Linked DNA regions of Mus musculus: regions 2 and 3 are each linked to region 1. A link is a loop called in an ENCODE intact Hi-C map of the cell type or tissue named here. Cell type or tissue: left cerebral cortex. All regions are shown on one strand. Links, peaks and the distances in the headings refer to the core of each region. The heading gives the core; the rest is flanking DNA.

Evidence for each region. Peaks named below come from ENCODE experiments on the same cell type or tissue, not always from the same donor. Only the 100,000 strongest peaks of a DNase experiment are listed, where the experiment ranks them.
Region 2: a loop joins it to region 1, with 2.7 times the contacts of the local background. A loop is called at or near these places in 4 of 42 quality-filtered maps.
Region 3: a loop joins it to region 1, with 2.9 times the contacts of the local background. A loop is called at or near these places in 3 of 42 quality-filtered maps.

What each region holds. Positions count from the first base shown.
Region 1 is chr2:143,771,552-143,781,739 of GRCm38, forward strand. It overlaps Pcsk2 (proprotein convertase subtilisin/kexin type 2), which reads left to right. Exons shown (of 12, transcript NM_008792.4): 7 at 2,350-2,438. All of the region lies in intron 2 of Pcsk2os2 (proprotein convertase subtilisin/kexin type 2, opposite strand 2), which reads right to left. Among named protein-coding and RNA genes, the nearest start is that of Pcsk2os2, 13 kb to the right of the region's middle. In left cerebral cortex, for the core only: a CTCF peak has its summit at 5,109 (motif pointing left); a DNase peak (open chromatin) is centred at 5,089.
Region 2 is chr2:143,541,122-143,551,309 of GRCm38, forward strand. Pcsk2 (proprotein convertase subtilisin/kexin type 2) reads left to right here and starts at 5,012. Exons shown (of 12, transcript NM_008792.4): 1 at 5,012-5,543. The coding sequence starts at 5,370. Pcsk2os1 (proprotein convertase subtilisin/kexin type 2, opposite strand 1) reads right to left here and starts at 6,716. Exons shown (of 3, transcript NR_040354.1): 1 at 5,284-6,716; 2 at 1,090-1,242. In left cerebral cortex, for the core only: CTCF peaks have their summits at 4,691 and 4,971; DNase peaks (open chromatin) are centred at 4,488, 4,779, 5,027, 5,382 and 3 more places; H3K4me3 peaks cover 5,314 bases; H3K27ac peaks cover 4,038 bases.
Region 3 is chr2:143,554,993-143,565,180 of GRCm38, forward strand. The region is part of intron 1 of Pcsk2 (proprotein convertase subtilisin/kexin type 2); the gene reads left to right. Among named protein-coding and RNA genes, the nearest start is that of Pcsk2os1, 12 kb to the left of the region's middle. In left cerebral cortex, for the core only: no CTCF peak of the experiment used is centred there; a DNase peak (open chromatin) is centred at 5,656; H3K27ac peaks cover 587 bases.

The DNA.
Region 1 (10,188 bases), core at 1,458-9,457:
AAATACAATTCACTGAAAAGGAGTTTCTCTGAAAAGAGTAGAAGTTGTCTATGACTAGAAGCAAATGTTTAGAAAGCAGTTTGATACTATGTCAGTCTAGCTAAACAATAGCATTCATTTCTGCGTTCCATCCTCAGGACCTATGGTCTCCTCCAGCATGGGTTTTGAGCCAGGTTGTAGTACCAGTATAAACTCTTTCCTGGCAAGAGGGCCTCAAATCCAATCAGAGAGAAGTTGGTTACATCCATGACAGTAATGCCATTATTGCACAAGTGAGCACATTGTGCATGGTGGGTTGGTCTAATAGATCACTAGAATCACAGGAAGGTAAGACCATTGATGCCTTTCTCCTCCAGTATCCTACATAGGACCTTTCAGGGCTGTGAATGCCAGCATGGCAAAAGCATCTAGCTCAGTTCCAGCTTTATTTCTTTATATCGAGTTGCCACAGTGCACAGAATCTTCAACAATGAGGTCTTATCATCTAACTCTGAGCAACTAAGAGAAATATCAAGAGCCTGTACTGTGAGGGAGTGACCTTTGAACTCTCCAGCTTGAAACCTCAAAGCCCAGCCACAGTGAGATAAAACCTCCAATAAGTCCAAACCTCCTAATCCTTCCCAAACAGTTCAATCATCCTGGAACTAAGTATTCATGAGCCATTCTCATTCAAAATACCACAAGTAGACGGTTTCCCTGCTACTATTTTCCCATGACCTATCTAGCCACAGGTTTTCAGCCTCATTGACAATGTCAACTACGGCTTCATCTCATGAAGCAGGACTTAAATCCATTCAAAAAATGGTTGGTTACCCCCCCAAAAAAATTCATGCCATTATTGCAACAGCAGGCATATCTTGCCAGGCAAGTCATTATTATAGTGTTCAGGATTCACAACTGGGTGAGTCTGATGATTTCTTTCTCCTCTGGTGGCATGTGTAGCACCTTCCTAAACTATAAAGCTAAACAGTATGAATAAAGCTTTCAGATGAGTATTATCTAGATTTCCTTACGTTCTATTACTCCAGTATATAGACAATAGTGTTTTTAAAGGGTGAAAGTGGAAAAATAGAACAGGAAGGATTAAAAGGGATGGGGAAAGAGATGGCAGGGTAGAGAATATAGGGAGTGACACTAACACTAAAGGCCTTTGGAAAAATTCACATGGAAACATACAACTTGAGAAACGTTCTAATATATATATATATATATATATATATATATATATATATATGTATATATATATATGCACAAAAAATTTAAATGGAGTTTACTTTATAGTAGAGGTACAATACTTCAAATAGATACCATATGATACCAAATAAACCCCAGTACCAGGAATGGGCTACCTCATTTTGAGTTGTTGGCCAATGGGATCACATGCCTCCCCCCCCCCCAAAAAAAATTATAGGCTATTACCAATCCTACTGATTACCATCCAGAACTTCACAGTAAGATCTTATTTCTTCAGATTTCCAAAGTTTTCAATATATTCAATATTCTCACCTTCTAGGTTAGGTTAGCTCAGAATTTGTTTTGATGTTATCGTTGGTGGTGGTAGTGGTAGTGGTGGTGTCCTTGTTCTTGTTCTTGTTACTCTTGCTGTTTTGGCTATTATTGGGCTATTTGGATTGTTTTCCTATTTTCTGTCTTGGTGTGTTTATTATCATTGATGCCTTAAAAAGCTATTGGATTCTGTATGCTAATTTTGTGTCCTGCCACTTTGCTGGAATTCTGGTTGTTGGTTCAGAATTTTCTGGTGACATCTTTAGGGTCTTTATGTCTAGAGTCTTATCACCTGGAAACAGGGGTCCTTTAGCTTCCTCTTTTCCATAATACTGAAAAAAATGTGATTTCTTATTTTTGTGTCAAAGTGGAAACCTAGTTCAATGAAGGTAACTGAAGGTAACTGACCATCACTCCATCCTTGGTAGGCAATATCTCGCTCCTGTATGCTGAGGCACCCTTGGAAGTAACTACCCACCCATAGATCCTAGTGCTTCCAACAGGCTAGCACACAGCTATTTTATAGTGTGTTTCATTTTTAAGAAAACCTGTGTTTTCCACTGGAAGATGCTCCAAATTTTAAAGTAAAGACCAGTGGTTGTGGTTAAAAGCATTCTCAGAAACCTCTTTATAATAGAAACAACCCAGGGTCAGAAAGGCCACTGGAGAAAGGGGAGGATAGAAGGGAATTTGGGGGTTGACAGACAGATAATTATCATTGGAGGAGGGGCTCAAATACAGCTTAATCTTTAAAAACTAAGTTGCTCCCTGCAGACAGGATTGAAGAAATCCCCTATAAATGCTTTTGACCATGTGTCTGACTTGTCTCTATTTTCCCCACAGCCATGGAACTAGGTGTGCAGGAGAAGTTTCTGCTGCAGCCAGCAACAATATCTGTGGAGTCGGCGTAGCATACAACTCCAAGGTGGCAGGTGAGCCAGCCCTGCCCGAGACAGGCACAGCCTGACCTGGGAGCTGTCACATTCTCATCTCCAGTTTGCAGGGCTCAGCACATTTATCCCACTGGGCAGTTCTGAGACCCACAGGTAGAGCAGGCATGGGAAAGTCATTTCATTCTAGCACTCGCACAGAATTCTTTAAACATCAGACACCCCCAAAATAGGCAGAACACACGCCCATAGCTCAAATGTGAATGGATTTTCATAAATGTATGGACCACTCGACCAACAAAACCCACCAAACCCTAAAGACCTCCTCCTCATGACCCTGTGTCCAGGTATTACCCATACCTATCCAACCAAGAGTAACCACAATCTTGTTTTCTGACAGCAGAAAGAAATGACTATCTCAGGTTTTTAACTTGATATTAATGCAAAGTTGCTACTTTAAAGTATTATGTCAATGTCAATAACATTTTTATAGAGAGAACATATTTGTATTTTCAGGTGTGAAGGATTATTTGTAAAGATACTGGGTGGTCTTGAAACTGTTTTATGTGGTCCAACTCATCCTTAAGGAGACCTGATCCACCTGTAGCCTCTTATAAAACACAGCTGCATCGAGTACTTCATGCTTCCTTCCTTACAAGGGTTTTAAGAATGGGAGCAGAAAGTCATTGAGATTTAGGGAGAAAAACAGACAGATAATTTCTTTCCTGGCAATTTAATTGGACCATAAGCCTACTTTGTACTGACACTTGCATTTCTAGAGGCCTAAATAAGGCAAATGGATGCTCTCCAAACCCACCCTTAGCTCTTTTCAGACTGTTTATAGAGACCCCTGACTGGACTGGGTGCAGATTTCACAAAAGACTATGTCTGGGGGCTGGAGGCTGGCTTAGTTGATAAAATACCTACCTTTTAAGTACAAGGACCTGAGTTTGAGTCTCAGAAACCCCATAAAAAATGTCAAGCATTATGAACCACACCAACAATCAGCATGGCATGATAATCCTAACGGTACAGTAGTGGCATGAATACCTTGGTAACCAGCAGCTCTCTGCTTGGACTTAAGGCCTGCTCAACAAGAGGGAAACTGTGCCTGGTACAGGAAACCTAATCAACTATTCAAAGCTAGTGAAGTCGTGAATCTTGAAGGAGAACCTACAACCACTTCACTAAACCATCACAATTCCCAGCTACATCCTAATATTTATCCTTATACACACAGATAAGTGTGGTCCCTATCCCTTACGTAGAAACTTCTCTTTGCAACAGATGGAGACCATAACAGAAATCTTCAACCAACCAAAATGTTGAGCTGTGGATCCCAGTCCCAGTAAATACATCTACAAAGCAACTTGGGCACCTAAGGCTCGGGAAGCATTATGGGACAGAGGGCAGAAAGATTGTAAGAGCCAGAGGGTGAGGGAGTTTCCTGTGAGACTGTCTCTCAGTACTGTCAGAAGCTACACCCATAAAATATCATCAACATGACTTCCTAAACATGAGCTGAACAAGGAAAGCAATAGACATGACAAAGTGGACAGGGGAAAGGCCATAAGGACTCAACCCTACACAAAGAGCTACAGGCAACTAGAATATGCTTAGAATTTGAGAAATTGTCTTCAAAGCTACCAATTTGCTGTTCAATTCCAAATGATCATAGAAGTAACATATATACAAGTAACATTATATGGACTGAGTGGGTTATATTTAGGACTACATGTATAGACATATACATATGTACACATAGCAACAATTAATAAAAAAGGGGGGCCATGCATTTGAAAAAGAGCAAGGAGGGGTACATGAAAGGATTCGGTTGGAGGAAAGGAAAGGGATGGTGCAATTATCTTGAAAAGAAAAATGATCCCGGTATTAGGGACAGGGAGACAGAGGATTCCAGGCATTTCCTGGGCACTTATTCTAGGCTAATTAGTGAGCTCCAAGCCAGTGACACACTGTCCCCAAGGAAATGGATAGTGTTCCTAAAAATAATACCCAAAGTTGTCCACAATCTCCCCAAGTACATGCATGCTTGAACACAAGCAGGCATTTACACACACATGTGTGCACACATACTCAGAAAGAGAGACAAACACATACTCACATGTGCAAACACAGAGAAAGAGATGCGCGCGCGCACACACACACACACACACACACTTGCGCGTTTCTGAAAAAGTTAAGATCAGGGCTCTTCCTTCTTCTCCTTTGCCTGCTTTACTCTTTTTCTCTTTTCCCTGGATGTTTCCTCTAGAAACATCTCAGTTCCCTAACCCCTAGTCCCTGCATTCCCTAAAAGCAAAACCAAAAGCAAGGTAGATAGTCTTCTGTAGCTTCTTCTAGCCTGTAAGCAGCAGGTTGGACATGCCTGTCTGGTCCAATGCGATGCTGTGCCCCATTAGCGTATCAGAAGACAGTGAGGGCTTCTGCTTGAGGAAACACCAAAGTTGGTCAAGAATTGCAAGCAAAACCAGTTTCAGCATCCCCCAGTCATACAAAATTGAGAGGGGAAAATCTTGTATTCATTCAGGCTGATAATCCTGAAAACTGTGTGTGTGTGTGTGTGTGTGTGTGTGTGTGTGTGTGTGTGTGTGTGTGTGTGTGTCCTTTACTAAAAATGAACCAAACTCTTCCAAAGAATTTCCCTTAAGCAATTTTCTATGCTATGGAGGACTAAAGCGCCACCTGGTGATCTACTGAGATAATTGTCGGTCTGTGGTAGTCTGGAGGTGCTTGGTAACATGTTGGTAACTAGTTCTGATAGGAATACTTAGTGAGCCTAGAAAAGGAGAGAAAAGGGCTTGTCGCGGTTTAGTGGCAGAGACTTAGAATCCCAGAACACAGGAGGCTAAATCAGAAGCATCTTGAGTAAGAAACCAGCCTGCGCTGTATATGAAAACAGAAAATAGAGAATGAATCTTCTAAAGGGAGAGGGAGGGAGGGAGGGAGGGAGGGAGGGAGGGAGGGAGGGAGGGAGGGAGGGAGGGAGGGAGGGAGGGAGGGAGGGAGGGAGGGAGGGGGAGAGAGAAAGAGAGAGAGGAGAGACCGCTTCCTGCCTATCCAGCTCTTCAGCTCATAGACTTTGCTTCTGTTTCCTGTTGGTATTCAAGCATTCTTGATGTCATATACAACTGGCCATGAGTTTGTTTCAGTAAATACACACTTTGACACAAGGCTACCAGTCCATCTAGAATCTGCTCTTGTAGATGCAGTGCTAAGTTGACTAGTCTGTTTAGTCTGTTTTCCTCCAAATGGTAAACTGGTGTTGCCAGCACCATCTCTGCAGTAACCCCCACAGACAGTCATGTGTGTATCGTGTGTTGTTTATTAAGTTCCTATATACATGAGTCAATCTCTAGGTAAATTCAGTTTAGATAAAACCATCTAACATATTAATTAGAAAGTATGTCTGGGCATGGCTGCCATGACTGAGGCCATAGCTTCTCCCCTATGCCTCTCAGGCTCAATCAGTTCCTGGAAATACCTCGCAGACACATCCAAAATGATGCTTCAATAATTCCTTACGTATTCCTCCTGCATTAGTCAAGTTGGCCCCTGAAGTCATCCGTGCCATGCATGGCCATTTGATTCTCCCTGAGCAACCACAGTTTCCACAAATGCAGTGTGTGTCTACTTGATCTCCCCTTAGCACTGCAGCATCTAGATCAGAGTGTGGTTCACAGTCTGTGCAAATCCTCCTTGCTGGATAGGAGGGAAGAATGAACAGGAAAGGGAGGAGAGAGAGAGAGAGAGAGAGAGAGAGAGAGAGAGAGAGAGAGAGAGTCAGTCAGTGGACAAACCCACTAAGATACTAATGACCACAGAATGACAGAATGGGGACAGCAGTAGAACTGAGAGATTGGAGACCTGAGGTCAGTGGAATGTCCACCCAGGAGGTAAAACATGTCCTTCTACCAGAACCATCAGCCTCTGCTACTTTGCCTCCTTCAGATCAGTTCCCAGCAATCAGGAGCCTCTCCAGACACTCTCAGCTCATTGCTTCTCAAATACAGCAGAGATGCCAGTCTAGTGAACCCTTTGCACAGTGCCCTGGGACGCTCCATGCAGAACAAAGTACAAGACTATCAGCCAACTTCCTCTGTTGAAAACAGAGTGTGTGACTTTTCCCGGGCTCTCGTTTTCAGAATCTCTAAATACTGGAACCCAAAATGACTCTAAAAGTCCAAATATCTGCAGATACTTGCATAATGACAATTATAAAAACCAATAATAACAATCAACACATTGCCTTTCTGTCAAGCACACTGCAAATCTCGACTCATTTTATGTTCTGTGCAATTCTATCACATTATTATATCTCTATATGACTTGTACTATTATGTCATAACCTTTTGCATGCAAAACTTAAACACAGGAACCGCACATCAGTAAATTGTGAGGTTATTTTGCACCTGGTGTCCCTGATTGGGAAGCTGCCATTCTGCTGAAGTAGCTGAATCAGAGTGGCATTCCGAGCCTCTGTGACCAGAAAGCAGCTCCTTCCTCTTCATTTGTTCACTCAGGGGCATGTGAGACCCTTAAAAATATCTTTAAGGGGTGTCATTCAGGCTCCACTTTCCTGCTCTCCCAGATGGGTCACAACTGGTGGACCCTGGGGAAGGGGACAAAGCAGGAGCTCCCTGGGTTCTGGCATCTGGTTTTAAGGACACAGTTATTCCTGCATTTTCTCCACTCAGCCAGGGAAGGAGGCTGGAAGAATTCTAACCACACTGACTCCTTAAGAGTAATTGTCTAACATGGAGACTGGTGTCCAGGATTATTGCTATAGTCTGGAATTTAAATCATTTCAAAAAGCATCTGAAATTTTAGTTGTTGATAGTCCCTTAGTCACTTCTTTAATATGAATTTCAAAACAAAAAAAAAACAATTTTATTTATTTTGGAACAAGTCCCTTTCTTCAGTGGGTAATTGTGTAAGGAGGTAACCCAATTCCTCTCCTTTTTAAATTTTCACTTTTAGACTGCATTTTACCTGTTCAGCAAAAGGACTGGACTTGAAAGATGATTCAGTAGACGAGCATATAGCCATGTGAGCCTGGTTACCTGAGTTCAGTCCCTAAAACCTAGAAGGGAAGGAGGAAACTGACACCTGAAAGTTGACTGCATGCACATACAAACATGTCTTAGTTAGGGTTTTACTGCTGTAAACAGACACCATGACCAAGGACAACATTTAATTGGGGCTGGCTTACAAATTCAGAGGTTTGGTCCATTATCATCAAAGTAGGAACATGGCAGCATCCAGGCAGACATGAGATAGGAGGAGCTGAGAGTTCTACAACTTTCTAAAGGCAAACAGAAGAAGACTGACTTCTAGGCAGCTATGATAAGGGTCTTAAAGCCCACACCCATGATGACACATTTCCTTCAACAAGGCCACATCTACTCCAACAAGACCACATGCCCTAATAGTGCCACTCCCTGGGCCCACCATATTCAAACCACCACAATACATGATATACACATGCATACATCATACACATTGTGTATGTATATTATACACACACAAACATAATATACATACATACATATATCATACATACATGTACACACATAACATAATGAAAAAGGGAGATTGAGAAAATACTGAAATTTAAAATCTATCAATCATAAATATGTAAATGGACAAAACTAACAAACTTTCCCATTAACATTACTTGCTGATTCGTCAGCGTAGCGCTGCTGAAAGCTCAGGGCAGTGCCCAGCCTTTGGGGTGATGTGGCCTCAGGCCTTCAAACCATTTGTATAGTTCATGGATGTTGTGTAGGTGGGAACCCATGGTGACTAGCAGGTGAGACACCTCTCTCCCTCATTTGAAGACAAGGGTGGAGAATCAAGACCATGTGACATAATTATTCCCACTCTGAGCAGAGTAAAGCGAGGTGGCAGACAGGAAAGTCCTCCACTTGTGCACGGGCTCACAGTTAGTTCCATGACACCTTGGGCTTCCCCAAATAACCCAAAGCAGAGCAGGCCCAGGTGGATCTGCCCTGGGCTGCCTTCCTTCTCAAACCAGAGCAGATGAAACCACACAGGAGATGAGATCACCTTTAGCTGATTTCTTCACCATAAAAAGATAAACGCTTGAGGAGACAGACATGCTCCATCTCATGGTAGCCCACGACGGTGTTCGATTTCAGTGTTAATTAGAAACAAAAGGTAATTTTAAAAACAAATTTAGTAAGGACACTATTGATTGAATTTTAAAACAAATAGTAAGGACACTATTGATCACATAACATGAAACTTCTGTCACCAATGAGTCACTTCCGCTTGGCCATCGCTCTTATTAACCACCTGTTTATACAACACGTTCGGGAGTTTTCTATACTTAGTATCTGGATCTTTTAAGCAAATCAATTAAAGTCGCCATAAGCATCATCAATGATGACTGTTCAGACCCTAAAATCTGGTTGAGTGTGAACTTGCTTCTTAGCCTCTGGGGCTAATATTCATGAGCACAGAAAGTACCAATTATCTGTGCCCAGGTGATATATTATAGCATGCGCTGGTGTCAGATGAGAGCATACCTCTGGAGACAGGAATAGAGAGGGAGGTTCTCCTGAAATCCACTGGGTCCTTGCAGCCCCAGGGCACCAAGTTATACCTTTCTAAATGTGTGGAGCAGGAAAAGACAGAATACCTCTGACCATTAATGAGATGTACAGACCTGGGGGTGGGGGTGGGGGTGAGTTGGGTGAAAATGACAGCTATGCAGCCTGTAGCTGTCCCCACCTATCAAGTCATGTCAACCAGTATAGCATCTTACAGATGTGAAAGCACTGACCCCCCCAGCTCCTCCCACACCTCTCTCTCCCTGTCTTCCACTATCCTCCCATTGCTCACAGAGCACAGGTGACATAGAGACCCTCTCTAACAGACTTCAGGTCACCCTGAGCCTGTGTCTTGGTCACTAATAGTGCTGTCATTTGCAAAATTAATACTGTATCACATTCAATTAATTCATGCCTCCGTCCTCTGGAGGTTAACATGATTAAAAGAAATGCCAAGAGCCTGGCCCCAGAAATATGAATGAGTCTAACCTTCAGTCTGTGACACCCCTACCTCCCTCGATGCTAAAGCTGCCAGATAAATACACATCAGTTTCTGTGTTCTTTCTTGTTCATCACAAAGGGAGCTCATGTCATGGTAAGGTAAGAAGCACACTAAGGAACCAGAGTTGTAAAGAGGAAGAAGGTTCAAGGTGCAGCCGCCTGCCCACACTGACTCTGACAAACCTAGGGCTGCCATCAGCCAGCTGGTGGGACACTCAAGGCCTACTCTGGCCAGTGTTAAGCTTGCCTCACCTTGCTTTTTGCTTTTTAGGGTTGACTGGTCAAGCCTGGATAATTAATACCAGACAAATTCAAAACTGTATGAACTTTCTCCCTAAAACAAGAGAACAACCTGTTTATTTACCACCCACCAAAGCAAACACAATTTCACTTTTTAAAAAATTTCTGTTCAGCTTATTCTGTAGCCCAGTGGTCTCTATATTAAATTGTTGCAGGCCTGCTAGAAATTGACCCAAAATCATGCATATATACATACATACATACATACATACATACATACACGCACATATGTATATTTGTGTGTGTGTTTGTGTGGATGTGTGTTTGTGTGTGTGTTTGTGTTGTGTGTGTTTATGTTAGTGTGTGTGTGTTTGTGTGTGTGTGCTTTGTATGTGTTTGTGTGTGTGTGTGTGTTTGTATGTGTGTGTGTTTGCGTACTTGTATTTGTTTGTGTGTGT
Region 2 (10,188 bases), core at 1,412-9,411, 230 kb before region 1:
AAACATTATCCTGTAGTCCTCTAGACCTGGGGAAGAATCTAAAGACAGTGAAGAGCAACATGTTTCTAATTTTCCAAAGAAGATTAAAAGAAACCTTGGTCCTCATTGTTTAGCTCCTTCAAATACTATCAAAATAATAGGAGCTAAAATAGAAGAAACAAATTTTTCAACACTTTGGAAAATAAGAAAGCAAGTACCTTTGTTTCTGAAGAGTTGATTAGTCTGAGTTAATCTGAGGATTTGTTGATGAAGTTGCAAAGAAAACACCACCTAACATTCTCTGGACTGACTGCTTTCCCGACAGTAAAATGCTTGGTAAATTGCCATGCGTTCACCCCACTGTATTAATTTAAGATGACTTAGAAAACAAACGCCATCTGAAGATTCTCAGCTTAAGGAAAAATAGACTTAGATCACTTAAGGAAAAACACATTAAATTGGTAAAAAGATATAGGAATTTGAGAGAAGAGCACCCACATGCCAGTAATGTGTAGGCATGAGTATAACCTGCGCATGTGAGTTAAATGTATCAAGAGCCTGAATCTTATACCACAGCAAGTGCAAAAGGATCCACGCCACACCATGGAAAAGTGTGGTGCAAGCGTTAACTGGGAGAGGGACATGGGTGATCAGAATGTGGCAGAAACATAGAGAGGAGATAACTGTTTGTGGAAATCTTGAGAATGGGTATGTGTAGCAAAACAGGAAGGACGGAGATGACAGGATGATGGGATGAATCTACCAGCAAGACACAATAGCACAGTATGTTCACAGAAAGGCCATGCTACCAAGTGAGGTGGTGTTGCTGCATTTGAAGTGTCAAATGAACACCACAAAAATGGCAACACACTTTGGTTTGATAAGATTGTGTATTTTTTTTTAAATCGGTTATTTTTTTTTAGCCCAGATTAGCCTTCAAACTCACAATTCTCCTGCCTCCAATCCCAACTGCTGAGATTAAAGATATACACCTTCTGTCTAGATTCAGTCAGGACTCTATTTAAATTATGACTTTAAGACATTCATATCTATTTCCCCCCTGGTTCCACTACAGTCTATGTAAGAAAAAATGACAGCAAAATTAGATACCTTCTGCGGTGGTTCAAACAATATGCACAGGTCCAGAAGTTCCTCCTATGGATGACTATGGTTTGCCCTGTTCCCCGTCTCTGACATAGCAGATTTTCCTCGACTTGATAGTGTGTGGATCTGAATTCTTCTTCCTAGAGAGTCTGAATACACCTGGATGGAAAAATCACAATCTTGTCCCAGGTAGTTTTTATTCTTGTAAATGTGAGTGTGTGTGTGTGTGAGTGTGTGTGTGTGTGTGTGTGTGTGTGTGTGTGTGTGTGTGTGTGAGTGTGTGTGTGTGTGTGTGTGTGTGTGTGTGTGTGTGTGTGTGTTTATGAAACGGAAATATTCTGATCATTGTAAAATATCTTCAACAAGATATTTGGGGTTGGTGACACATATTAGCACCAACCTATGTTGTTGCTACAGCTATAACAGAAAATAAAATAAAAGACTCAAAGATCTTAATGGTTTTCATATCTGATACTGACTATTAACACTTGTCAGCTATTTCCTCAAGTCCACCAGCTTAGGTGCATGTAAGAAGGGTTGGAGGAGGTTTGTGAACAGTGATCTCTTAGCCATGGCAATGCTGTCAACACCTCTGGAGCTGAAAATGCTTTATACCACACTATGGGCTTTAGCATCTCTGAAAGCACAGTTCAGGATCTAAGGATGCCTAAACTCACTGTTTCCACAGGTGGAGCAATACGGGTTTACAGAGATTCTATGGTTTGGCCAAGTGGCCACTGTTGACAGGCACAGCAGAACTTGCAGTGGTTTCTGCGTCAGTCCTTAGACCCACTAATGCTACCTCTTTGTCTCCTTCTCTCTCCAGCTGGCTTTCTCTGTCTAAGTCTACTGATATTAGAAAAGAGTTTGGGTAATAATACTTCTCTAGGAGAGCAAATTTGTGCACGCTGAAGGTGTATTTACATTTCAAATACCAATCAAATATTTCAATGTATTTCCTCTACTGGCTTATAGTAAGTACTTAAGTGTATTAAAAATTTAGCCTTTGCATCACAAAAGTTCTGTTTTAATTCTTCTGTGCTGACAGTATTGTGATAAATTATACACTACATGAACTACTCCAGACTTCAGGGCATCGGAATGCTGGCTCAGCGGCTAAGAGCACTTATTGCTCTTATAGAGGACCCAGTTCCCATTCCTAGCACCCACATCATAGCTCACAATTGTAACTCCAGTTCTAGAGGGTCTAATGCCTTCTCCCTGACCTCAGAAGGCAGTAGGTACACACATGGTTTACATACATGCACAAAGGCAAGAAACTCAAATACTCAAATGTAATTTTTTGTTGTTGATTTTTTGTTTTTTGTTTTTTTTTTTTTGTTTTTTGGGTTTTTTTGTTTTTATTTTTGTTTTGTTTTTTTTTTTACAAAAGACAACAAACTTCAATCAGTTATCAGGTTTTATTCAAACTGTATCTGGTTTTATAGCTTTAGTTATTTAAAATATAGACTTGCATCTTAATTCACTTGTCTGTTTGCTGTAACAAACTACCTCAAACTGTATGAATAATGAAAAGATTTCTCCCAGTTTGGGATATTAAGAAGTCCAAAAGCATGACATTAGTACCTGGCCAGTCTTCTTGCTTTTCACCCTGTCATGATAGAGAGCATCCCTTAAGAAGATAATAAAAGCTACTCAGGAAAAGTTTGCTTGTGTGCTAGAGTCACTTCCTCTCTCACTAAATAACTCATTAATCTACAACTGAAGTAGCCCACTCATGAGGGCAGAATCCTCATTATCCAGCTACCTCAACAGCCCCACCACCTCCCACCACTGCCACCAAGAGAATCAAATTTCAATAAGATTTCCAGGTGAGATTAACCATGGTGGTAGATTGAGCACACACTGGCATTTCATCCTTGGAGTTTATTTAGGAAATGAAGCATTGCTCAGTGGTTCCAGAGAAATTAATACGTAGTCTAAACAGATGGTAATTTCAGAGAGATTTAGATACATTAGCACTGCTATTTCCCAGCACCTATAATCTTCCAAATTGACTTATTTGATGCTCTTCAGATCTGTTTTCTAAAGGCTTGGATTTGTATCTCTGTGGCTGCTTTTGAAATGTTCTCTCCAGTGGTGAATTACCTAATGCAACGCTCACATTTGGTGCTATTTTTCTCAAATGACAATACAGAACAGGAGGGACCATGTGGTTATTGCTTCACACTAAACCAGTACTTTGGCTCAAAACGTGGATGAACTGTAAGGAAGACAAAAGTAGAGGAAAAGTTGAAGGCCTCTGGGTAAGGAATCCTTGTGCTATAGCCCGATCTGGGTGATGTGGTACAACATAGTGATAATAAGAAAGCATTCCTGGCAGAAATGAGCTAATGTGTGCAGCTCCAAGCCGAGGCTTCCAGGCTGATCTGTTAGTTCATTAATAATTTTCTAAAACCCTTGCTTCCATTCTGGAATCCTCGCTACCAAACCTCCCCATTGCCTTTCCTGGTTGTCTTAAAGGAATTCAATCAAAATTGAAGATGTGGTATGCTGAAGACTACAGCTGGATAGAACCCATCCGCAGAGCTTGCTTATACTTCTCTAGCAATGCTGGGGAGTAGCTAAGTCAGTGAAGACGATGTGCCTTGTACAGTAAGCATTCTCCTGTCCACCATTCCTGTGTCTCCTGTATACACTGTGATTTTGTGCTAAGGAGGAGAGTGGGGTGGGTGTAGCTGGGTGTGGTGTCAAGTCAAGTAAGTCTCTCTCTCTCTCTCTCTCTCTCTCTCTCTTTCCCTTTTCTTCCGCTCTTTCCCATGAAAAAGCATCTTCCTGACTATCCAATTTATAACAGGACTTTTTTTTTAAACTTTGGTGTTAAATGGTAAAAAAACGATGTAAATATACTCCATAACAGCTAATATTTACATTACTTAGAGCAATGGTTCTCAGTTCCTTACAGCAGACTGGATCTACTTCCTTACACTAGAGCAAGAAGGGGAAGTCAGACCTCAGCAGTTAACTGGACCTGGACAACAGCTGCCCCCTGCCTACTCAGCCTAAATTATCATGCAGCCAGACTCTTAGCAGGAATCCTGACCTACGCCTGGGATGGATGACTATACCTCCTTAAACTCTGACATTCTTGGTCCTGATGCAGCCCCAAACCCAGAGTCTAAGAATCTGTCTCCCAGCATAAGCATCACGTCTCCCTTGGCAGTCTTGGGATGCAGGTGCAGCGCTGACTCTAGAGGAGTCTCTAATAGCCATCGCAGGTGGGGGGAGGGCAGTCCGGACTCCCGCTGGACTGCCAGATGTTTAGTTTCTGGCCTCCTTGGAGCACCGGGAAAAGAACAGAGAAAAAGCTCCTTCCTGCCCCCATGAGTCACCTCTAGAAGGATGCTCTTCCCAGCCTGGGATTTGCCCAAAGTGGAGGGGGCGGGAAGGATCAAATTTGCTTTGTTATTGGGAGAATGGGAGAGGTGTGGAGAGGGAAAGAGAGGAGAAAGAAGTGAGAGGAGGGAAGACAGGGGAAGGGAAGAGAGAAAAGAGAGGAGAGTTGTTTTGTAGCTCAGACTAGCAAAGAAGAGCAACAGGGAGCGGCCGGCCGGCCGGGGGCCCCCCCGCTCCCCTCGGGGCCTCTGAAGCGGCACGCACCGTAATTCCCTGCCCGGAGCTGTGCAGATTTCCACAAACAATGACATCACCGGGCGCCGGCAGTGGGTGGCAGCGGGGGGGATTTTCCTGGGCGCGCAGCGGTCGGGCGGAGCAAAGCCGCTCCGAGCTGGCGGGGGCGCGGGCTCGCGGCGCCCCCGGGGACCCGGGCAGCCAGCTGGGCAGGGGAGGGCGGGGGCGGGCGGGGGCGGGCTCGGGGCGGCCCGGGGCGGGGCCCGCCGATCCTCTGGCCTCCATTGGCCGCTGGCGGGCGCGCGTCACCCGGGCTGGCGCTCGCCTCCAGCCCTCTAGAATTGGAGCCGAGGAGGAGCTGAAAATGCAGATTTAGCATCAAGCACAGACACACACTAGCTCTTTCTCTCGGGTACACACAGCTCCGCACATTCGCACCCCTGCCAGCCAGCCGGGCTGCGCGACTCCCCGGCTTCCCTGGCAGCCAGCTGCTGGTGGACAGCGTACAGATTTGCTGTTTGCCAAGCTTCTTTTCTGCCTCTTTTGCTATACAAAGATTTTTTTTTTTAAAAAAAAAAAAAAAGAAAAACAGAAACAAAAACTACATACCTATTTTTTATTTGCATCTTCCCTCTTCGTCCCCTGCTCCACCACCCTGCGCGCCTCACAGCCCCACTTTTCACTCCCAAAGAAGGATGGAGGGCGGTTGTGGATCCCAGTGGAAGGCGGCCGGGTTCCTCTTCTGTGTGATGGTTTTTGCGTCTGCCGAGAGACCCGTCTTCACGAATCATTTTCTTGTGGAGTTGCATAAAGACGGAGAGGAAGAGGCTCGCCAAGTTGCAGCAGAACACGGCTTTGGAGTCCGAAAGGTAAGATTTTTTTTCCATACATTTCACATGTTGTTTCCAGAGGAGGGACAGCCTTGCGCAATCTCGTTGCAGATTTGCAAGTTTTCTGTCTTTTTATGCTATGCAGCTATTCTGCCATCGGTTCTCAAACACGACATTGCCTCCGGTGATCTTTCATGGGTTATGTAATTAAAATGTCCTTCATCTGTATTAGAAAGGTCAGAGAAATAATTTGTTGGTGTTTGACTTGGTGGGGGCAAAATAAGACCGCACCTTACAAAGGATGCTGTGCGCCCCGGCTGCTGTCCGAGGTACCAAGTTCTCCAGGCTGCCTAGGGACAGAGGGATAGAGTCCAGAGCAGCTGGGCTTACGTCGACTGCTTTGCCAGGGAAGTCTCCCAGCCCCCCACGCCCCGGAGAAAGAATAGTTTCCCACCGACATGGCTCAAAGATCGAGCGTTGCAGTTCACCTCAGTTTTCCGACCCACGCCTAAGGACTTCCCTCCCAGCGACTTTCAGTCCCTGCTTTTTTCCCCAGTGGACAAGAGCTTTCTGACTTGGAAACAAGGACGGAGTTCTCTGTCCAAAACGAGTGCTGAACTTGTGCGCTTTGGCTCCTGCCCACGACCTCCCACTCCAGAAGCGCACTCCTGTTTGGAGAGTTCTTAATTTGCTTCTTTAGGACACCTCGCTGCCAAGAGAGATGGATTCTGAGGGGGATTCCCCCCGGAAAAGTCGAGGTGTCCTCTCCTGATGTGTGGGCAGCCAGCGCGGTTTTCCCCAGAGAGCACGGGGATCCCCATTCCAAGAAGTTGTCCAAGTTGAACTGTTTGGATAAGATTTCGAGCTTTGGGTGCCTCTGGCAACCTCTGGATAAGTTAGGGTACTCGTCCTGCGGGGAACAGAGGAGAATAATTCATTTGGCGGGGAGCATGCCTGACCTGCTCTTCCTGCGAAATATCTGTATCCCAGATCTGGAGTGTCCTTAGGGGACCTGGCACCGCTAGGGGAGAGTGAGGATGCAAGGAGAAGCCAGTCTGAGGGGAATGGAAGGTCAAAGGATGCAGCTTGGTACCCGTGGGCTGTCCCCTCCCTCCTGATCCCACAAGAAAAGAGGCTTGAGAGAGCATTGGGTTCCCTCCCTAGAAGGGCAACACAGGCTGGTCTCCTCTGTCAGAACTTCCTATGTCTCTTGCCGAGTTCCCAGCTACTAGGATGACTCCTTCAGGAGCGCAGGGCTCTCCCGCCTACACTCACCAGCGGCGCGGCGGGCGCGTATTCTACCTCAGCTGTGTTTGGCAGCGAGTTTCACAGAGGTCCTGGAAGAAGCGCAGGTCTGCGGGTGGCGCGCGGGCGGGTCTCACACACCTAGAACTAGTTGCTCCCGAGAAGAGAAGTGTGGGTGGAGCAGGGGAAACCAGGTTCCTGTTGATAGAACAGTCTCCTGGCCTCCTGGCCCACGGAGACTTCTTTCAAACGACATTCAACCCTGAAACAAGCTGATACCCCACCTAACCCCGCTCCGCCCTCCTCCCCCCATTGGCAAAATCCAGCGTCCTAGCGGCATTGGCAATGAGTGATTATAGTTAGCTGATATCTGACTGTGAGATCTTGCATACTTTCCCTTTTGAAAAAAAAAAGATTTATCTCATCGTGTGGGGGGGTGGTGGGGGGGGTGTAGGTTGGAACTGGGATTACCGAAGGTTGTGAACTGCTCCGTGTGAGCACCTGTATGCACCCTTAACCCATGAGTTCTCTTTCCAGCCTGCTTAGATGCATTCGTATTTAATATCAACAGCTGCAAGAATGCTTCTGTTATTAGAAAACCCTTGCTAGGTGTTGACAGGGCTTTATGGCTGGGCTACCCTACGAAGGGAAGAGGCAGCAAGATCTTTAATTCTTCTATACCTGTGTAACCCTACCTGTGGGTACCTTCTGTGTCAGCCCTTTCTGACAAGGAAGGAAACCCATCTGCTGCAATGGTTTTCCATCTCCTTTTTCTTTCCCCCTGGAAAACACATTCTTGAGATCTGATGCTAAAAACCTAATGAAAGGTAGGTGTAACTGAGCCTGATAATGGCTAACCCTGTCAATTTTTCAATATATTTTTTTTTCCTAATGGGAATGAATAACTCAGTGAGTGCTTAACGGTTGTGATGGTGAGATTGAAGCCAGGAAATATAAAGGTAATCTTATGGTTTATCAGCAATTTGGTTCGACTTTGAACAGAAAGACACATATACTTTGGGGTTAACTATTTCTCCTCATTCCATTCTTTCTTGGAGAGGAGGTCACTGACTGATTTTGTATTGCAATATCAAGCTGCAATCCTCAGCTATGAAGAACAGGCTTTCGATTTGGTGTCTCCTTTTTCCTCTCCTTGTCCTCTCAGATAGTACCTCCTAACCAAATCCTAGTCTTTTGCCCTGATACGTATTCAAAGGCTAACCCATGTATGACAAGGTACTTGTGCCTGAAGAAGCTTTGTGGTGCAATGCCCAGAGAGCATTGAGCCCTCCAATGAGCCTTTTTTTTTCCTTCTTTGAAGGATCACATGCTGTTGATCCTTCAAGACCTGGACCTAAATCTTGCCTGATGCTACAGCCATAAAGAGCTTCCCTTCTCCCAGCTGCCCACAAGGCAGGAACAGCCACTGCCCTCTGTCCTACCCTCAGTCACTCATGGGAACCTAAGTATTCAGAGCCAATGTCCTCTGTATTCCTGGCTTCTTTGCCTTATCCAGTCAACTGCTGTGCTTGACGGCCCTTAATGTATTCGTATGACTGTTTCCCAGGCACTGTCCTCTCTTGGTCTCTTTGCACTGCTCTATACTTGTCCCAACTTCTTATCCTGAATTTTGTACTTTAAACCCTAAGACATCCTTCTCTGTGGTTCCTCTAAGCCTTAGCAGATCTCTTCATCTCCTCCTGCTCAATGTCAGGTATGAAAGGTTCTCAGCAGCTAGTTATACACACATAGGAAGGGGCAGGGATGCAGATGAGGGGAGCCTTCTGTGACAGAGTATCTCATCCTAATCCCACAAAATAAGTAGAATTGTCTGCATCAATCTTCACATGAAATTCAAAGCTCTAAGATATTAAGTAACTGCCTTATATTGGCAAAGGAAATAATTCAAACATAAATCCAAATTCACTTGACTACTAGCTGTCTCCAGGAAGCCATCCCTGACTGCCAAGAACTTTGCCTTGGAGATACCATTTTGAAAATGTGAAAGAGGGGCTTCTTACCTTTCCTTTCTTTTTTTACCTGTGCTATAATTACCATTTGTTTGCTGTTGAGATATGAAAATGTGTCACTGACTACCGTGCACATCTGTATTCATCTTCAGAAGATCGGAACTAAACAATTCTGCTTTTTCCTAGCCCTGATGCCACATGTTGTGCTGGGCATGAAATGCTGGGAAAGGTTTTGTTCATGATTTAATTACTTCATCACTAGAATATCAGTAAAAGCAAATATTTATGTTTTCTCCAGGAAAGAAAGTAAAATACCTGTCTAGTTTATTTTTTCTGTTTTATTTTAACCTGGTCCTCACCCCAAACCATGTCCACTGAGATGCTATATACAAAGAATTCAGTGGTGACAGGACTGACTTCAGATAGCACCTCCCACTTCTCAGGACATTATTTTTGACTCTTCTGAAATGGAAATAAAAATGACTTATCAAAATAATGAATCCCATATCACAGTTTCAGCCAACTGTGTGTGAGAATGTTGAGCAAAATAAGAAAAGAGTAAAGTTCCATTAATAATTAACATTTTAAACACTGTTAGACATTTTTTGTTTTATTATGTTTAGATTTTTATGGATGGAGAGCTCACTGGGGTGCTTTCACAGATAACATTGCATGACCATTTTTATAAGTGTAAGGATATTTCTATTCTAAAGGTGATCTACTAGTAATAGTACTAGCAGGTAATAAAAATAAATTTTGGATCATTGTACTTTGTGGATATATAATTTAACATATGAAAGAACATAGCTTACTATTTTCACAAAGTGAGTATACTGGATCATAAGCACTGAAGTCAAGAAACAATTATTATCAGAATCCCCAAGGCCCCCTACTGCTTCCTGAGCACTTCTGAGTTTAGGCAGATATAAACATCACTTTGGGGTATACCAAAGTCCAGCAGGCACTCCATATCCAGGTGGCTTCATATCTGCAGACTCAATCAGAGGTGGCTGAAAAAAAAAAAACCAAGGTGCATCTGTACCAAACAGATATTTCTTAGCTTGTTATTTCCCCAAACAATGTGTTTACTGCACAGCATTTGCACTGCATTAGGTGCTATAAGTAAGTAGATATTATTTATAGTACTTACAAAAGTCTGTATGTTGACTATATACAATTTTATATATAAGAGATCAAGCATTTGGAGTTTAGGTACCAGGGATGCTGGCACAAACTCACAGTAGATACTAATAGGCAGCAGTGCATGGATTTGGGTAGACATGAATGTGCCTTCTGTAAGATATTACTAAACTGGAGTTCATAATTTATGCATACACCTGTGTTTAGGAAGTAGCATTAGATTTCTATTGCTATGTGTCCAGGTGAGTTTTTATTGCCAACTTGACACAAATAAGAGTCATCTGGAAAGAGTACATTTCTAGTGATGAAATTTCCAAGATTAGATTGGC
Region 3 (10,188 bases), core at 1,488-9,487, 220 kb before region 1:
TTAAGGAATGTGATGTGGTGAAATCATCTGATGAGCATAGCCACGTGAAACAAACCCTCACACTGTGTTTGAAAATAGTGGCACAAAGTCTGACATGGACAGAAACAAAACTGAGGGCTTCATACGGTATTGACGGTAGATCGACAAGGAGAGAGAGAGAAGGGCAAGATCCAGGTCACACCTCATTTACAGCTCTAACATTGACATTAAATTCCACACTCATCCATTTAGTTTTCCAATTCCATCATCCTCTAACGTGCCAAATAAAACAAGCACCATGAGGAGTCCGTTATCCCAAGTATTGTTGCTACCCAGATATGGTCATCAGCAAGATTTCAATGCAGATATCTTCACATGACTCTGTAGGACAAAAAAAAAATCAGTAAAGAACTTACAGATGTGGACTCACATCATACACACTGTCTTTACGTTTCCAACCCTCTGATTTAATCACTACAGACTTTAACAAAAGAGAAGTGTGATTAAAAACTAAAATTATTGTACTTCAAATAAATTTGCTATATAAAAAAGATATTTTCTAATAAATTTCCATGAATTTAAGAAACATACTGCATATACAATTTGTATGTTTGTCATTACATGTTGAGGAGAGAGGGAGAATATGTGAATATCTATTTAATTACATGCTTAATTATTCAATTGCGTATTTCAAATTGTAATGAGTATAGGCTTGGTGATTTGCAAAATGGGAAAATTAGAATCCTAGGAGCTTCCTTACATTACTGCTTATACTGATCAGCTTGTTAGATTGTCACTTCTGTATCATGTCACATATACATGTTACCATTCTCTACAAAGCCATGGTGCATAGTATTTCTTACATTAATTCTATCTGAGATTAGTAGTGTGTCTGCAATACACTACTAATCATTTTGCCAGACTTCAAGCCCAAATTGCTCATTCTCATTAAATTATTTTTTTTAGTTTTATTGAAAAGCAAAAGGGGCAGCCTAAGCATAAAAAGAAAGCTGTCCTCAGTTTGAGATGAAAGGTTTAAAGGGGAAAGATGGACAGTGATGTTATATTTGTTAAGCAATTGATAACCATCAAGTGAGCCTTGGCACATTTCCATTTCCCTAGAATTCTCAACTTAGGAGTTAACAGTAGTAAAAGGGAGGAAACCTTTACACAGAAAAAAAAAAATGCCTGTTGTAAAATCAAGATCAAATATAGCTTCAAAGGAAAGTATGGTGATGGTATTGCTATTATTTGAATATGAGATGTCCCCAACACACTTGTGTTTTGAGCACTTGGTCCCTAGATGGTGGCACTGTTTTGAGAGGCTGTGGAACCCTCAGGACATGGTGCCTAATTAGTGGATATGAGGCACTGGGTGAGCCATAGAGGGTTTTTAATTCATTCTTGCTTTGTTCTCTGACTTCTGATTCACCATGGTATAAAGAGCAGCTGCCTCATGTTCCTACCACTGTAGATGAAGACTCCCCTGTTGCCAATGGCCTGTATTTCCCAAGACCATGAACCAAAATGAACCCTTCCTCCCTTAAGCTGCTTCTGTCAAGTACTTTGACACAGTGACAAAAAAGATAACCAATATGAAGTTGTAATTATTTCAAAGTGTCAGAAGTCAAAGTCAACCTTTGGACCAAGGGAAGAGAAGGTGGGACTGGAAAGGAGTCAAAATTTTGGACACTGCTGTTGGCAATTGGAGAGAGACCTGACACGAGATGATTTGTGGGCAGTGCTGGGACACAGCAGTTAACTGAGGAGAAAAACTTAGAATAACACCATAGAGTCATTTTCTAAGGAAGCCTACAGATGGCTGTGATGAAAAAGAAGTATTAACATCAGAATAACCAGAGCTCTCTGGCATTGCACAGTGGACCTCAGTGTTTTATCCTGTCTATGAAACAAGTTCACTTACACACTTACTGAGGCCTGATAGTTTCTCTGGCCTGGGAGTGGCATATTCTCAGAGTATGTAAAGATGAAGGTGTTGATATGCGCTAGGAGCAGTTTTCTCAAAAAAGAAGGTTAGATAGGAGAAGTCAAAACAAGTGGAGGTACTAAATGACAACAATTTTTTAAGAAGCTGGTGAAGGGAGCGAGGAGGCAGCATGATTTGCTGTCATTAGAATGACTCTTATGAACAATGATTTCTAAATACTTGTCACACCACTGGCAGATTGCTATGCCACCAAAATATTGTGACATTCCTCACTAATTGAGTCTGTATTATTCTAGCTGGTTTACCCAGAGTCATTTAAATTTTCACAAATAATAATGGCAATTATAGAATTACAGCCTGTTGAAGCAGGAAGAGATGTTTTTCTGAAAAATATTGGTTTTACCCTTCATTTTACATGTGATGAAAAGGAGATGAAATATGGTATTTATGTTGTTTTATTTGTTGTTTTGCTGTTCCATTTTTCAAGGGGCGATTTCAATTCTTTGTACATCTTTGGATTTTTCATTTTGCTTACTTTATTGTGTTGTCTGTTTTGATTTGTTTTTGAGGTATGAGTTCCCTATATAGTCCAGGCTGGCTACTCATTATGTACCTCAAAGTACACTCAAACTGACAATAATCCTCCTACCTTGGACTCCCAAGTCCTGAGGTTCCAGGCATGAGCTACCAAGCCTAGGGCATACGTTGTATAATTGAGTACTTGTATGGTGGTTTGAATAAGAATGTCCTCCATAGAGTCATATGTTTGAAAATTTAATCCCCAGTGGAACTCTTTGGGAAGGATTAGGAGGTGTGGCCTTACGGAGGAATTGTGTCACTAAGAGGGGTAGACTTTGAAGTTCATTGAGCTGAGCATATCAATTCACTTCAGACACTCCTGATCTGCATTTCATGATTTTCTCCTGAAATTTTTGTAAATTATAACTTTCTAAACAAAGTTGTTCATAGATTAAGGGATTCCAGCAACAGCTTGTTGGATTTACCTTTGATGAAAGACAGCATAAGAATCTATCCTTCCCTAAGAACACTCTTGGTGAGCATATTAATTGCCTTCTCCACTTCTGTGATAAAACATCATGACCCAAGGCAACTTATAAAGAGGAAGGTTTATTTGAGCTTACAGTTGTTCTAGGGAGGTAAGAATCCATCATTATTGTGGCAGGGAGGTATGGTGGCTAGAGCAGGATTCTAAAAACTCACATCCTTTCCTATAAGCACAAAACAAAACAAAAAACAACTGGAAATTATGTGCATTTTTATACTCTCAAAGCCCAGTACACCTCCTACAAAAGGCAATGCCTTCTAATCCTTCCCAAACAGTTCTCCCAACTGGGGACCAAATACTAAAGCCTATGAACCTATTGGAAACATTCTCATGCAAGTCACCATAGTAACTAACACTAGACAGTGCATTTAGTAAGCACTCAATAAATATTAAAATAAAGCATGACAGAGACCTAAAATCTTAGCATTGTCATTTGATGCTCTCTGTTGAGCAGGAAAGGCTGTATGTAGTTGTGTATGCCTGCAACTGAGGTCCTGGAAAAGAGGTACAGTCAGATTCCTAGGTTCAGCTATAGCTAGTCCAGATAGCATGAGAGACTCTATCTCAAGACCTAAAGTAGAGAATGATAGGAGAAGATAGTTGAAACTGATTTCTGCCCTCTACACATGCAAACACAAAAAAGCCAACTTGTATGTGTGTACATTCACTCATAAAAACTTTTCAAAGAAAACTAAGCATATGAGAAATGGTAATCAGACTATACTATTTTGTACCTGTGTTAAATACATTATTTCCCATTGATTAACTGCTCTTAATGGCCTAACATTTTAAGACTTAATTGTTGATTAAGAACTTAGGACAGAGAAGGGGAAAAAAGTGATCCACAAATACTTTCTGTTTTAGAGTGCTCTTGGCACTAAAGGAAAACATAGCTTCACTAGCTAGCAGCCATTATCTTTCATTGTGGTAGAAGTTCAAACTCAAGAAGGTGGTTGACCTTCAAAAATCAATTCTAGTTTATTTTTTGAATCGTGAACACAAGGGAACACCCACAGGCAGATGGGTGCATGAAAAGTACTGGCGTGTACAGGTACTGTTTTCATGACTGAGGGAATGGAGGCAGGGCATCAGCATCAGCAGATTCTGAGATCAGATAAAGCTAGAAAAAACATAGGTTCTGCTTTACAGAATCCTAAAGAGATTGGGATTGTTTTCTAAGCAAGTAAGGCACTGTGAGTCTCCGTGTGAGGCAATGAAAGATTACATGAAGCAGGCAATGTTGAGATCATGTGACTTATGTGACTTTTGTAATTTGAACAGATTAAAATGAAAGGAAATTTATAGAAGAGATTACAGGATGTGTAAGAAAGTACCCAGAGGTCTTAAAGAGACGCCAAGTAGCATTTTTTGAAAGAAGTGGGCCAGAACCAACTCATGAAGAGTTTCCCACCACAAGCTGAGGAGTTTGCATTTACATGTAGAGAAAGGTCAGCCTTCTATGATATTTAGCTTACCAAAGTGGCCACATACAGGAAACCCCAGGATAATCAATGAGTTGATAGGGGTTGAGGGAAGCTATATTTCATCCTATCCCATTTGCTCTACAGAATCCCTCACTTCTCAGCAGCAGACAGCACTTTCCTTTTAACAGATGAGTTACTAGGAAGCTAGGTTATGTATCTTTCATCTCATTCCCACTGGCTGATGACATCTATGATGCTAATGGTTTGATTAATTACTGTCCTCGAGTCTCGGTGAATAACTGTAGGAAGCAGCCACTTATATCTATGAAGTTTAATTCAGCTAGGAACAAAATACGTACAAGTACCTTTTAGAAGACAGACTATCATATAAAAGCCACATTTTTTAAAGGGCAGGGAGGACAGAACAGCATCCCTGAGATGCCAGCCCACCTGAGAGACAGAAGGTTCCTCAATACACCAGAGAAATAATGTTCATTCTAAGTTTTCCTTCAGGGATGATGAATGGAAAGAAAGGCTAAGTAAGGATGGGGCTCAGATACCCTCTACCTGCTTCATTACCTGGCTGGCCTGTGTTGAGATGCCATCTTCAGTTCTTAGGCATAAATCATAGTCTGAATCCCATGCAAGCTGTTTATACTCAGTATTAAAACAAAGAACAACTCAGCTGTTTCATTCTGCTGTACTCTCTGTTAATGCGAAGTGTGGTTCTTACACCCACAAAGTGGACTGCCATTCATGGAGAGCAAATGCTTAGGTATGGCCCAGAAGTGGCCAAGGTTGGCTAGAGTCATGTGTTCCAAGGATTGAACCAATGACTTTCCATTCCATACACATTGAACATAGCAAATACGCTAACTTGGGATGAACATTCATTATTATTTTATTAACAATTCTTTGTTAAATCCTGTGGAAATAAGGAACACTTAAAATGATAGATGATACTGGATGATGATACAACTTAATTCACAAAGCTTATTATTAGTTCTTTGGGTAGGTTGGTAAACTCACCTAATCTGATGTCTCCATTTAGCTTTTTAAAATATCTGCACTATGAATTGAGGAGTGAAAACTCTTAGCACTCGGTCTTCTACATGCAAACAACAAACCTTATGTAAGACTCTAAGGAGCTGTAGCTGAATGCTGTATAGCTCTAGCCTGCTTCCCCTGGCCTCGTGTTGACACAGAGCTAGAGACACTGTAAGTAATGAGGCTGCTTTACTGCATGAAAGACATCTGTTTAAAGAAGCTGTGGAGCTTTCATTCCTCTAGCAAAATCATATTTACTTTATTCATCTAAATAATGTGGCATGCTTGCCTTCCGTATGAAATTATCTCGTGCTGCTTCTCATTGATTGAGTTTTATGAGACAGCATATGATTTTATGTGCATCCATATGCCACTCTGCTGAGAGCAGAATGTCCTCTTGTTCAGTGGTTTCAATTACGACATTCTTTTATAGTTTTAGCATTGTTGGATGTACACAAAATGTCCATTTCTTCTCCATTTTCTTTTTTCATTGCCCAGCTATGCTCCCCTCCCAAATTAAAATGAAAGAAAATAAATAAATAAACAAATACCCAGAAGAACTTGTTCTGTATCCCACTCCTAATGACTTCCCATTTGGATAATTATAGCTATTTGGAGTCCATTGAAATAGGCTGCATTTGTTTGCTATATAGACCTTTGGCTGTGGATTCCAGAAACAAGTGAGCGAGGTGCACAGTACGTGCCCACAGATCTATCTTGTCCTCAGATTGTAAGTTTACTGTTAGGCAGGTGTGGTCATAACTACTACTGTGGACCTGTAGTAACCACATTTAAAAGACTGTACGTTGCAGCATGAAGTATACCTATGCTAAAACACCTTGAGTCAACCTAATCACAAGAACATGGCAGACAAGCCCCCACTGAAGGACAGTATAAAGTAATTACCTGGCCTCTTCAATTGTGGAAATGTTATGGAAGGAAATAAGGACAATCTAAGGAACTCCTAGAAATTGGAAAAAAATAATAATTCTATGCAGTAAGTGATCCTGGCCTGAACTTTAGATCCAAGTTTTAATTTTTGCTACAAATATTATTAAGACAGTTGTCAACATATTGATGATGTCCATATATTATAAAATATCAGTAATAATTTTCCTTTTTTATTTGGGGGAGTGTTGAGACAATTCCTACTGTGAAACCAAGGATAGCCTCAAAGTCATGACACTCTCTGCCTCAACTTGCTGAGTGCTAAAATTTCTACTATTCCTGGCTTTGGTATTAATATTCATATATTAATGTGGCATTTGTTCTTAGGAGATACACACACCATTACAAGATAGTCACAAATTACTCCAGTAAATTTAAATTTACAATGTGTATCATAAATCTTAGGATTGCTTGCATGACAGAGTAAAGACCTTGTAAAACAATAGAAAATGTGTGTGTATGTGTGTGTGTGTGTGTGTGTGTGTGTGTGTGTGTGTGTGTACATATATGCAGTGCACTAGGAGCCTCACTATTTCTGCCAATGTATTGTAAGACTAAAATCGTATATTAAAATGTAAATTATTACAGAAATGTGTGGACTGACTCCAAACCAACATTCTGCTATCTCCCTCTCTAAAAATGAACTGGCTTGAACTGCCTTTGCCACAGTGGGCTTTGCTACTTCTGCCACAGCAGAACAGTTTTCTGTAAGGCAAACTGGTAACTGTCTGAACTTCACTTTTCTTACTTAGCTCAGATGTAAACTAGAAACCCAGGCCCTTGTGATCTAAACGACACACACAGACACCCACCCACCCCACATTAAGTTGCTATAAAACCCCTATAGCTTCTCTAATATTCACACAAACTCCAGCTCATTCATCAGACCAGTTTTCCCTAAAACTTTCCTATTAGCAAATCATATTTCTGTCCTACATGTGTGATCCACATTCTCCAGAATGCTTACTTAATCTTGAAACTTGGCCACTATCATGACTGATCCACCCCAACAAAACCTTGACCATGCGTCTGGCAGGGCCTTTTCTTAATGATATCAAGGGCAGAGTTAAAATATGTATCCCTGGGAAGTCCTCAGTCACCACTGGGGTACAAACATTGAAAAGGACTTTTGGAAATGAGATTAGTGGTTCCTTCGGGCCATCCTCTGACCTCCTAGCTCCTCACCCCTTTGTACTCTGTCTGTGCTGCTTTGGCATCCCCCCTTCCTATGGCATGACTGCACTCAGCTCTGCCCAGGCACAGCATTTTTTTCTTACCTGGGCATCTATGGCCTCCCAGACCGACCAACCATCACATGATTTTCCAAAATTGAACGTTTTTGCCCCCCAAAACGCTCTCAGGAACAATCAAGATGGTAAAGTCTTTACTCTCTTGGTTTCTATGAAAGTAAGACCTGGTGGTGAGATGCTATGGACTCCACTTGCTTTCATTTTTCAGAATAAAAATATCTTTATTGTACATGCCAACTTTTTAGAGCCCACAAATAGCACTGAAGGAAATAATACAGAGAAGTGAACACAGGACAATTAAATCAACTGAAATGTTATACCTGATATAAATTTTCACTAGCAGGTGAACATCTGATATGCATCATTTTTCCTGGATGCCTAACTCATATATACTTCTTGGTTTACTTAAAAGAGTACATTGTAAGGGTCTCTGTGTCAACAAGGAAGGCAGTAGAGCTTTCAAAGCTGTGTCATTCCAGCTCTCATCTGTTAAAACACAATAAACTTATTTTCCTATAGATCCCTTTTTCCTTCACCACCATCTCACCATCTCTCTGCTTTCTGTTATTCTGTCCCATTGAGACTGATGTTTATATCTTAATGTTTAATTTATTCTGATATTATTGTTCAGAAGTATAAAGTTGGAAGGATGGATGGCCATGATGATAGATAGATAGATAGATAGATAGATAGATAGATAGATAGATAGATAGTAGACTGACAGATAGATAGATAGATAGTAGACTGACAGACAGATAGATAGATAGATAGATAGATAGATAGATAGATAGATAGATAATAGACTGACAGATAGATAGATAGATAGATAGATAGATAGATAGATAGATAATAGACTGACAGATAGATAGATAGATAGATAGATAGATAGATAATAGACAGATAGATGATAGATAGATAGATAGATAGATAGATAGATAGATAGATAGATAGATAATAGACTGACAGACAGATAGATAGATAATAGACTAACAGACAAATAAATAGATAGATAGATAATAGACCGACAGACAGACAGACAGACAGACAGATAGATAGATAGTCTCCACTGGTTCTTTTTCTACATCTCTCCTGCAGAGTATTATGTCTTGTCTTAGCATTATGTATAATTAAGGAAAATCTAAAGTAATCTCTGCAAATTATCAGAAAAATGCAGGCCCCATCCCTGTTTGTTAAATGCAATCCCCCGAATATAATGGACAAATACTTACCAGCAGATCCACTTTACAATCCTGGCTGTATTGTTTTATCTCCCAGTTTCATTTCTGAAACATCTTGACAGTAGCTTCTCAAGGACAGAATTGTAAGAGTGTTCAGACGTAGACTGACTCCTGGGCTTACCCCCAAACCAGACACCCAGTCAAACCCAGCCAAAGGTCAAAAAAGTAAGCAGGGAGGGGTGGGGTGGGGGTGTTGGGGGCAGCAAATTCAAGGAAGCCATCAGGAAAAGCAGCTTTTGACAGCAAGGCTGCAAGACAGGCCTTCATTTGGAAAGTGCTGGATCCCAGATGACAGAAGTCACTTCTAAGATGCACAGAAGGGCACCATTTGCGGACAGAGCCAAGAACACACCATTTCTGGAGCACCCATGCATCATCTAAGCAGAGGACTCTGGCTTCAAAGGAGGCAGGTCTAACCCCAGTCAGAAAGCGCTGCCTCTCAATCTGGGGTTCCCTGGTCCTGGGAGAAGCAAGTGTGTAGGTTCAAATAAATGCTTCAGCTTGGAGTGCACATAATGAGAATTCTTGGCTCTCTAAAAGTCTGAGTTAGTGGCGTTATTATATTGGTACCCAGCCTGCGTCTGCAACCTGATGGATGGCTGTGAAGTCTCTTCCCACTCATTTTCTCCTTCCTTCTGGAATCGTGACCTTAAGAGAATAAAGTGATAGCACAGAAAAACAATGTGTGTGTGCATGCACATGCGTGTGAGTCTATGTGTGTATGTGTGTGTGCGTGCGCACAAAGGCATGTTTGTGTGAGTCTGTGTGAGTGTGTATATTATTTACATACATTTGTGTGTAAGTCTGTGAGTGTGTGTGTGCATGTGTGCGTTTCTAGAAAGAAAGTCATTTAAACATGTATGAGATGCCTAATATGAGAAGTTTCCTACTGGGGCACTCAGCTGAGTGTTTGAAGACCTACCACTGTTTATAATTTCTCAGCTATTTGTAATACTAAACTATTCTTAGATATGGAGGAATTCAAGTGTCAGCATCAAATCACTCAGATGTATGGGTGGAAAGTGCCTTCCCCTGCTGGGAGGCACACAGCATTTCTCTTCCCTTCCCAATGGGGCTCCTGCATACACAGTGTTCTCAAACAGCTGACTTGTCAGAGGACCGAGATCTAGAGTCTGCACTCCAAAGATAAGAAGCAAAGTAACCAATATCTGCAGATAAATAGTCCATTAATTTGTGATTGGTCAATGTATCTGTTTATACATTGCCCAAGAGGAAGCTCATTAGAGTTTCTGAATTTAGCCTCATTGGACCAATTAGTTCCATCTTT